Regions from separate parts of the Homo sapiens genome. Here region 2 is linked to region 1. The links are chromatin loops, found by intact Hi-C in ENCODE. Cell type or tissue: OCI-LY7. All regions are shown on one strand. Links, peaks and the distances in the headings refer to the core of each region. The heading gives the core; the rest is flanking DNA.

Region 1 (5,378 bases), core at 88-5,087:
TCAGGATTCAGCTATCCCAGGCTGACCCTGAGGTCCACCATGACTGTGCTGCAGCCACCACCACTGGCCGCTTCATGGCATGTTTCCAGCACAACTCTCTGACCTGGCTCCCCCGGTTCCCCAGACGCGTTCCCCACGGAGTCCCAGCGTGTATGCATGGGGTCACGGTGCTCCACGCTCTCAACCGTTGGTTGCAGGTTCCCGTCCAGCCTCTCAAGCTGGCTGCTCCCCTTTCTCAGTTGTCCCCTGTGCCTCTTGTACCCTAACTTCAGTGTTAGAGCACCTTTCAGGGGGAATGGCGTAAAAAAGCCTTCCTTTCCAGTAGACAGAGTGCCCTGGCCAGCAGAGGCCAAACACATTCCCATTCAGCTTTGTTTCATGCTGGATCTGGCCCCAGGCCTGCACCTGGCCCTGGCAGTGGGCGCACGTTAGGTGGGATTGCTGAAGACAATGGGTGACTGAGGCAGTTACAGGTGTCAGCCCCAGATGAGGCTCCCCAACCTGTACCCTTTACCCTGGAGCTGGCCCCATCTCTCACAGCCCAGTGGTGTACTACCTTAGGTAAGCACCAGTTGCGCCTCACTCTAATGAAAATAATAAAAGCTCAAATGACCAGCACTGTCCTACTGCTTTATACGCATGACCTCAGGTAATGAGAATTAGCCCACATCCATTCATTCCACAAATATTTATGGAGTGCCTACTGTATGCCAGGGATTCTTCCAGGCACTGGGGAGACATTTAAAAAACAATAACAACAACAACAAAAATCTGCGTCTTGTCGGAACTTCCATATACACTTCCACTGGCTACTTCATGGAAACATCTGGAACATCTGATTTTTCTAGTCTTCCCATTACTAAATGTGGCACAAGAACGTAGTCTAAAGGATGTACTTCACCATGCAAAAGCTCTTGTCATTTCAGAAAAGGAAGGAGAATTAAGTAAAATGTACTTCAAGAAAGTCAGTTAAGAATTTTTCCAGTTAATGAAAATTTAAAATGATTGGCTTTCATCTTGCTGTTTTCCAGGGTCCCACTATTAAGAACTCACTCATCCTGTTGTTATTAAGGGTGAAACCCAGACATTTCCTTATGTAAAAGCCAATTAAAATAAATTAAATGCAAATACTGTTTCATTGTCATGTCAGTTTTGAGAACCGGATCAATCAGAGGTTGTGGAAATGCCAAAGTTGTTAAGGCTGTGGTTACCATGACAACAGCTCTATTGTGTAAGTGGTCTGTTATTTGGGAATTCTTCCTTAGGTCAGGCTAACAGTGATGTCATTTCTCAGGGAAGGGGACGGAGTTCTCTGGAGTCAGGTCTGGGGCCAGGAGACCTGGTGAGCAAAAACTGGGGTTCAGCCAGAACTACCAGTTTTGTGACCATGGGAGACAGTCCCTTCCCCTTTTGCCTCAGTTTCCTCGCTTTGGGGATAGCCATTGCACAGCTGTGAGTATATTGTGGCCATTCAGCACTTCTCAAAAGTTGCTGCTCTGCTAAAAAATTTTGGGGATTCCTGATTTGCCGGCTGGTTTTCAGCCTATGTTTTGGGGAAATGCAAATGATAGGAAACCACCCCTGGTCCTGCCTTACCGGTTCTAGCAGACCTTTGGTGAAACTGGGAGTTCTTGGGTCCTCTTGGCTAGTGGCTAGTGAATACCTGCTGGGGGAGGGGGTGTTTGCTTTGCTTTGTGTTGGGGGTGGGGTTGTTATTGGTTTTTACATTTTGTTTGCAATATTGGGTTTGCTGGTTTTTGTGTTTTTTTTTTTTTTTTTTTTTTTTGAGACAGAGTCTCGCTCTGTCACCCAGGCTGGAGTGCAGTGGCATGATCTTGGCTCACTGCAATCTCCACCTCCCAGGTTCAAGTGATTCTCCTGCCTCAGCCTCCCGAGTAGCTGGGATTGCAGGCCTGCACCACCACGCCCAGCAATTTTTTTTTTTTTTTTGTATTTTTAGTAGAGACAGGGTTTCTCCATGTTGGCCAGGCTGGTGTTGAACTCCTGACCTCAAGTGATCCACCCACCTTGGCCTCCCAAACTGTTGGGATTACAGGCGTGAGCCACTGTGCCCAGCCGGGTTGCTGTTTTAGTTGGTTTTTGATTTTAGAGAGAGGGTCTCGCTCTGTGGCCCAGGCTGGAGCACACTGGTGCCGTCGGAGCACACTGGTGCCGTCATAGCTCACTGCAGCCTTGGCCCCCTGGGCTCAGGCGATCCTCCCGACATCGTAATTACATTTTTGCAGGGTTTTCAGTTCACAGGTGTGCTCTCCCACATCCCCATTTAAGTTTACTTATTTTTCAGCCCCAGCCTCTGAGGCTATCATTATTTTACAGACGAGAACACCGGGACTCAGAGGGTGATTTGTCCCTAGTCTCAGGGCTCCAAGGCGGCAGTGCCAGCGTTGGTGGGGGTCCCCAGTGCCAGGCCAGGGTGGCACTGTTCTCCCTGTGCCTCTCTGCTTGTCCCCACTGCCTGCTTCTGCAGAGGCCTGCTCAGAGCAGGTTTCCAGCAACCTTCCTCGCCAGCATCCTGCTAAGCAGGCCCTGGAGGGCGGTTTCCCTGCTTCCCCACACCGGGCCAGAGCTGCCTTGATATTTATTTCAGGGCATCCCTGCAGAGGGAACTGCTAATGCAGTCATGGCTTTAAGACGTCACAAGCCACAGCTGCAGGTGCTTCATCTTAAACATCTGCCTTCCTGGCTGGGAGAAGCCCGGGAGCACCTGCTGCAGGTGTCTTTGCACCTCGGTCCTGCTGGTCCCAGGCCCAGCTGCGGCCAATTAGCACCTCTGTTGGGCACCATGGCCATTTCCTTGCTGCATGGGAGCCGCTGGCCTTTTTCCACTGTGTTGGGGGAAAGTTGTTGGGAAATGAGGAAGCAGTTGGGGATTTAAAAACTCTATGCAGGAAATAGGCTGTTGGGTTAACATTTAAGCCACTGAACAGTCATGGAGTGTTTGCTTGGAAGTGAGGCCCACGAGGCTGCAGAGGGCCATGAGATTCAAGGATGGTGTTCGTCAGGCCTGTCCGTCATCCTCTCTGGGTTCGACACCATCTCAGGGTACTCATGCCTGTTAGGTGCTTGGTGAACAAAGGCATCCCAGACAGAATCAACCCAGAAGGAAGAGGGGTGGGTGGTAAACGTTCGTTAACTTAGCCATGTTCTCTTAGGGTTTCTTCTCAAAATAAGGGCAGATGGGAGATCTCCCTGCCTCAAGGGGTCCCTGGCCAAGGGGCTACAGGCAGATATTGCCCAGTCAGCCCCAGTGAGGTGACAGAAGGCGGGAGGTGGCTTCAGTGTGTTTGAAGGAGGCTGGCATCACAGGTTCTAAAGCAGATGGCAGGAGCCCTGTGGCTGGGCCTGCTTCAGAACCTTGGCTGGCTGCTCCTTGGAGGTGAGGTGGGGGCAGGCAGTGTTGGCTGGAGACTTGTGGGGGGAATTGGCCGCCTGGGGTGCGTGCTGGCCTGCCTGCCTTCCGCTTCCGTGCCATGAGCCCCTTGTTCTCAGCTGTGAAGGTAGGTGAGGCTGCCCTGCACCAGCCAGCAGACTGGGTTAAGGTGGGAATCAAAGGAGAGGAGGTGTTCAGCTGGCTGGAGACCTGCTGAGCCCCTTGCATGAGGAGGGATTTCTGTCCAGCGCCCCTGGTCCTCAAGCTCCTCCTCAGCAGCGTTCATGAGCACAGGGTGTGGGTGTGACTGGTCCCTTTGGGCAGAATCTGAGAGTGCCCCCTTCTCCCTCCCTGTGCATTTGAAAGTTGGCTGGTGCTCGCTGACAGATGCCGAGGCTCCCGTTTGGCAGCTGGCCATGGCAGCCGCTTGTCCTCCACTCTCCCTAGATTTGGCTGAGCTGGGCCCCTGCTGTGCCCCACATGCCCCGGCTCTTTGTCTCGGTTGTCCCTTTGGCTCAGCTCTGGGTGTCGGCTCCTCGGAAGCCCTTCGTCACCCAACCAGAGTGAACTCCTTCTCCCAGGTGGCCAGAGCATGTTGAAGTGACCCTGACTTTCTTCTGTGGGTCCTACATTTTAGCGGGGAGTACAAGTGCCTCTTCACTGCAGCATCTCCTAAGGAAGTGAGCCTGTGGGGAGGTCTCTGATGCTACTGGGAATCCAGCTTCACCTTCCCCCAACTCCTGGGATTTGCAGCCACAGCTAAGAGTGGGAGAACTTTGCCTTGTTTGCATTGCTCCAGATCGTGTTAAACAGAATTTCAAAACATGCATTTTGTAGGTAGTAGTTCTGTCATCCAGAATGTGTAAAGTAACTCTCTAGGTAGCTGTTATGGATGGCCTGCAGGAAGGATCATACCAGTGACTTCTTTTGAGCCCCCTGCCGAGTGGCTAGCGTCAGGTGGGGGATTAGACTCTGGTTCTTTGCTTCCTGGCCCTGTGAGCCCCAGGCAAGTCAGTTAACTTCTTGGAGCCTCAGTTTCCTGACATGCAAATCATACTGACCTGGTAAGGCTATTGTCAGGATTATATGAGCTATTATATCCTAAAGTATATTATATCATACTTTATAGAGCGTAGTATATATTCAACTAACTGCATTTGTGTTAGTTCCTTTATTTTGTTAACATGGGGATCAATGGCTTTTTTTTTCTGATTTGGTATTTATTTTAAGACTAGGTTGGGAACCAATTTTCCATAGTCATCTGTGGGTATAAGTACTCTTACCTTCAGCCAGGACTTAATTTTGGCCAAGAGCCTTGGCTTATTCCAGCAGAGAGTGGAGTTATTTAGAGCCAAACTGTAGGGGACTGAATTCTCTGTGTAGCACTTTCTGCAGACAGTGGTAACATTAATGACTTACTGCATATACATTCATAAGTGGGTGATTTATGGTTAGCCCCGGATCCATAACTTTCATTTCCTGACTGATATATCAGAAGCTTCATGTATAAAGGCGCATTAGATTTAGTAAGTGTAAAAGACTTAAGTTGAGGTCATTTCTGTCCACAAGCTGTTCATGGTGTAGCTGTTCATGTAGCTCAGCTGTGGGAATGGCCTGGCCCTATGTGATGCGGAAAGACAGCCAAGGGGGACAGTGGCACATGCCTGTGGCACTTGGTTCTGTGTGTGGTCTCCTTTGTATCCCCAGGAACTCTCTGCAATAGGAAGGTGATGGCCAGGATCTCATTTTACAGAGGAGGACACTGAGGCCCAGAGAGGTTAAGTGACTTGTCTGAGGGTTAACAGCTCCTGGGTGGCAGGATTTACATTGGCGCTCAGATGCATCTGAACCCCAACCTGGAGTGGTGCCAGCACAGAGCAGGTGTTCAGTAATGTTTGCTGACCTATGTGATGGTTAATATCATGCGTCAGCCTGACTGAGCCAAGGGATGCCCAGGTAGCTGGTAAAGCATAATTTCAAGTTGTGT
Region 2 (5,378 bases), core at 300-5,299, 53 kb after region 1:
TTAGCCAAGAACACAAATTACGGTGATGTTGTTTGCAGTGTGGCGTGTTGGGTTAACATAAACTCTGAAGTCAGAATTGACATCAATTTGAGCCCAGATCATCCTGTTAGCAGCTGTGTGACCTGGGACAGGGTGCTTACCTTCCAGACTTTAGTTCCCTCACTGTACAACAGGGACAGGGATCATACCTTTCTCTGAGAGTTGAAGGAAGAAGTGAAACCAAACACAGCCCCATGACAGCCCCTTATGCATGGTAGGCACTCAGCAGGTGCTGGCTCCCTTACGGCCCGAAGGAATCGATTGACAAACTCTCAAATTAATGACATAATTCAAGAGAGTAGCTGCGGAGACAATAAATAATTATAGTAGCTGATGTGGTTTGGATGCGTGTCCCCTCCAAGTCCATGTTGAAATGTGATCCCCAGCATTGCAGGAGGGGTCTGGTGGGAGTTGATTGGATCAGGGGGGCAGATTCCTCATGAATGGCTTGGGCCATCCCCCTGGTGATGAGTGAGCAATTTGGTCGATTAAAAGAGTGTGTCACCTCCCTATTCTTTTGTTCCCACTCTTGCCATGTGACACATTGGCTCCCCATCGCCTCCCACCATGATCGTAAGCTACACCAGAAGCAGATGCTGGCACCACGCTTCCTGTACAGGCTGCAGAACTGTGAGCCAATTAAGACACTTTTCTTTATAAATTCCCCAGTCTCAGGTACTCCTTTGTAATAATGCAAACAGACTAACACATTAGCCATAGCCATTTATTAACATAATTTTAAAAGATTTCAGTCTTGTGCTGAAATTGTTATGTTGATGGTTACACATTTGTCAAAACTTAGTGACCTGTACACCTAAAAGGATGAACTTAATTGTGTGTAAAGTATACCTTAATAAACTTGACTTTACAAAAAAAATCCCTCTTTTTTTTTTTTGAGATTGGGTCTCACTCACCCAAGCTGCAGTGCAGTGGCACAATCTCGGCTCACTGCAACTTCCACTTCCTGGGTTCAAGCAATCCTCCTGCCTCAGCCTCCCAAGTAGCTGGGATTACAGGCGTGCATCACCACACCTGGTTAATTTTTGTATTTTTTAGTAGAGATGGGGCTTTACCATGTTAGCCAGACTGGTCTTGAACTCCTGATCTCAAGTGATCTGCCCGCCTCGGCTTCCCAAAGTGCTGGGATTACAGGTGTGAGCCACTGCCCCCAGCCTTTATATCTCTTGACTGTCACAAAATGCATATTTTATTTAAGTTTGCCATAAACAGAACATTTTTACATACTGTATTGTAACAGTATATAATACAATACATACCGTATTGTATTGTGTGTAGTACAATACATAGCGTATTGTATTGTGTGTAGTACAATACATAGCGTATTGTATTGTGTGTAGTACAATACATACCGTATTGTATTGTGTGTAGTACAATACATACCGTATTGTATTGTGTGTAGTACAATACATACCGTATTGTATTGTGTGTAGTACAATACATGTATGTAATACAATACATACTGTATTGTATTAATCAGATATGTTGTCCTGTGTTATTAAAATCATCCCTTGTGGCCCAAATTTGAAGGCAGTACTCTGTTCCTGGGTGTGCACCGTTAACTTCTTTAATGAACATCCTGCTGTTCAATAGTGAGGCTGCATCCTTCTAGAAAGCGCTGTTGAGAGGTGTGAGGAGGCTGCCACGCAGGCCGCGCCGCCCCGAATGGCAGGTGGAAGGCGGCTGAGTGGAGCCGCAGCAAATGCAACCCTGCCCCCGAGCCAGGCCCCAGGCTGCACCTTTCCACTGCTTCACACCAGCAGTGCTTTACCTGGAAAGGTGTCTGAACAGTGCTTGCAAAGGTAACTGGCATTCTGCCGGCTGCTCAACTCTGTGGACACCAGTACAGTCAACAACTCTCACTCGCCGCGGGCACCTGCTGTGCCCACCTGCTGCCATCTGAGTGTCACGACCACACCCCCATCCCTGTCCTTTCACGCACTGTCTGCCCGCACACACTCTTCCACCCTCTGTCGGCAGGGCCCCTGCCACCTCTGAAGCCCCCTGCCAGCTCTCGGCAGCCCCCTCCTCCCCCTGGCTCCCGTGTCCTGCCCACCTCCCCACACTGGCACCTCCTGAGCAGCCCTGGCTGAGCATGCACTCTGAGGGCAGACCCTGGCCGGGCACCAAGATACAAAAGGTTATGAGGGTGTTCTCTTGAGGAACTGAGTCCAGTGTGAACAGTGAACACAGAAACATAAAGGGACACCAGAATCCCCATCCCCATCCCCAGGGTGGTGAGCCACCGAGGGGGGCCAGGCACGGGGGAGGGTATTCAAGGGCGGCAAGCCACCAAGGGGACGGGGCAGGCACAGGGAGGGCATTTCAGAGAGTGCAAGGAGGCGGCGAAGATGCTGGTTGAGGGCACGGGTGAGGCGGGGAGGCGTTTCGACTTTGGACTGAAGGCCTTAATTGACCAAGGCGGTAATTTCCAGTCCTGTGACCTCACGACAGGCTGGACATTGGAGGATGGGATGACACTGGCTCTTCTGGGGTAACTTGTCTGGGTTTAAGGTTCTTGATGGGGTTTAGGACATGGCGGGACCCTAAGGATGGTGCCAGCATCTGAATTCTCTGCCGTCTTGCAGAGTCAGGATTCTGCAGCTACTTGCCCAAGAAAAAGTAGAGAAAGGTGGTTTCATGTTTTTTTTTTTTTTTTTTTTTTTTTACTGCTTTGAAGGGAGGTGTGGGACTCGTTTGCACACACAGTTAATATTTCCAAGGCTTGTGCAGGGCCAGACAGATTTGGTTGCAGCTGTTAGTTTTACTTCCTGTCCCGATAAAGGAGGGTGCTTGCCTCAGCTCTCACCTGCTGCCATAACAAAGCTCCATGGACCGGGCCGCCTAAATGCAGACACATACTCAGCTCTGGAGGCGGGAGGTCTAGATCAGGGCGTCCGCATTGTCAGGTTCTGGGGAGGGCTCTTCCTGCTTTGCAGGTGGCTTTTTTCTCTGTGTCCTCCTGTGGAATGAGAGCAAACTATAGTCTCTTCCTCTTCTTACAAGGACACTAATACCATCATGGGGGCCTCACTCTCCTGACCTCACCGCAACCTAATTACTTTCCAAAGGCCCCACCCCCTACCACCATCGCCCTCGGGGTTAGGGCGCCTGGGTACACATTTGAGGAGAGGGCACAGCCGTTCAGTCCATGACCACATTGCATGTTCCAGGGAGGAACTGGAGAGAGGCTGCTGTTTGCTGGGCACCTGAGCTGGTTATAGATGTTAAATCCTCACGGTAGAAAATGTGGAAAATACAGAAACAATTATAATGCATAATCCTACAATTCAGAGATCATCACAGCAGACATATGGGTCCATTTCTTCTGGTCAGTATTCATTTACAGCGAGGCGGACAGACTCATGCTGTAATTGAGTCATGCTATGTATTTGTTTCAGGTCCCGCTTTTTCTTTCCACTTAAGACAATATCATTCATTTCCTGTATCATTAAAAATATTTGCGGTCGGGTGCGGTCGCTCCTACCTGTAATCCCAGCACTTTGTGAGGCCAAGACGGGCAGATCACTTGAGGTCAGGAGTTCGAGACCAGCCTGGCCAACATGGTGAAACCCCCATCTCTACTAAAAATATAAAAATTTGTCCACCTGGGCCAGTGCGTGATTCCGAAGACTACATTTGAAGTCCAGCCTTGCAGCTTTCCAAAAACCCGTGCCTCCCTCTTTCTGCTTGTAAATGTCCCTCACAACTGGTTTCCCAGAAAAATTGTGAGGATGAGCGAGGTGTTGCTTGTGGAAGTTACTTTGGAGGGAAAGTGTTTGTGACACCCCATGGGTGTGGCCCATGGGGCTCCTGAGGGTGGATGGATGTGGGAGTGGACAGGCCTGGCTCCTTTTCTTGGTGGGCTGGGCTGGGCTATGAGCAGGAGCTATGGCCGTGGCTGACCCTTCTGCAATGGGAGCTGAGCAGTGGTACAGTTAGATAGCTGCGCAGATGGTCCGATGGCCCGGCCTCCAAGGCCTTGAGTGATGGGATGACCATGACCACTGGATGTCTCTCAATAGGCTTTGCCTTAACCATGCCAGCAGTTCCCCCATCTGCTTTATCAGCCCTGGTATGTACATCAGATTGGCTAAGGGTGCAAAACTGGAATGCTATTAAATTCCAGAGGCTCTGGTCGCTTGAAAAGATGAGCTGAAAATAAGATAAAATTTCACAGGGTTAAAGGCAGGCTTTGCACTCTGGTTTAAGTATAGAGTCGTCCATTCATGAGAGTATAGGTTTGGGAGACAATAGCATTGAAGAGGCTTGAGCGCACACTCAGAACCAGTGGCTCTTTCTTAGTCTGTCCATGCTGGCTATACTGCAGCCCCCCTCAACTGGAATCAGATGTGGCCCAACCATGAATACTTTGGACAAAGCTCCCCCAAGTCAGGCATGCCCTCTTGTTAGGGAAGGTGGATTCCTGACCTGAGTCCATCTGGAGGTCCAGGCAGGAATTAGAACCACTTCAGAAAAGCTCTGCACAGATTTAATTGCACGAGTACCTGCGTCTCAGAGCTGCAGACTGAGTGTGTTGTGCAATTGTTGGGCGGCTTTTCCCTTGGCCACAGTAGATTCGCAATTAAGAAAAACAAATGCAGCTCTCAGTCAGAAGTGTGCAAGGTTTGCTTGGTCTGGAGACAGCAGCTTCTGTGCTCTGGGGTAGTGAGGAAGTGTGTGGGCAGGTTGGCAAATAAGCCACATGTATGTCCCCTGGGCTCAGCCCCCATCTTAGTGGGCACACCAGGGCCCACGAGATCTGGGGACTATTTATGTAGGGTCTGCTGGGGCAGGGGTGTGGGTGGGTGTGCGCTGCTTGTGTTGTTGAATTGGGATTTTTCCAGCCAGACCAGTCTGCTGGGACAAGCCTTCTGGCTCTGGGCCAAAGGCCTCCCCAGCTGTGATCCATTCAGGCCTAGAAAGCTGGGGGTGCTGACTGCCATCACCCACTGGCCTCCATGGTGTGTCCACAGAGGGCCACCTTCCTGCAGGGCTGAGCTACTTCTGTCTGGGTGTAGCTTCTTGTAAAGTCCCTAGCAGGGTTGCTCCCTACAACCCACCCCTCCCCATTTTCTCTTTCTCTCTGCATGACTATTATTCACTCTTCAAGTCTCTGTTTAGATGTCACCTCCTCTGGGAAGCCTTCCCAGATTCCAGGTGGGGCTGGAGGCCCTTCTGCGGACTCCCCTGGCATCCTGCACTCACTCACCTATGGCACATATCATTGGCCGCAAAATCTCCTGGGCACTTATCACACTGCGGGTTCCTTGAAAACAGGAATCATTCTTGTTCTCTGCTGCATCTTAGGATGGTGACTG

What was found. Peaks named below come from ENCODE experiments on the same cell type or tissue, not always from the same donor. Only the 100,000 strongest peaks of a DNase experiment are listed, where the experiment ranks them.
Region 2: a loop joins it to region 1, with 7 times the contacts of the local background. A loop is called at or near these places in 16 of 110 quality-filtered maps.

Annotation. Positions count from the first base shown.
Region 1 is chr2:10,323,055-10,328,432 of GRCh38, forward strand. All of the region lies in intron 1 of HPCAL1 (hippocalcin like 1), which reads left to right. Among named protein-coding and RNA genes, the nearest start is that of HPCAL1, 23 kb to the left of the region's middle. In OCI-LY7, for the core only: no CTCF peak of the experiment used is centred there; DNase peaks (open chromatin) are centred at 2,687 and 4,347; H3K4me3 peaks cover 1,446 bases; H3K27ac peaks cover 1,034 bases.
Region 2 is chr2:10,375,524-10,380,901 of GRCh38, forward strand. The region is part of intron 1 of HPCAL1 (hippocalcin like 1); the gene reads left to right. Among named protein-coding and RNA genes, the nearest start is that of SNORA80B, 69 kb to the right of the region's middle. In OCI-LY7, for the core only: no CTCF peak of the experiment used is centred there; DNase peaks (open chromatin) are centred at 628, 2,868 and 4,698; H3K4me3 peaks cover 2,141 bases; H3K27ac peaks cover 2,051 bases.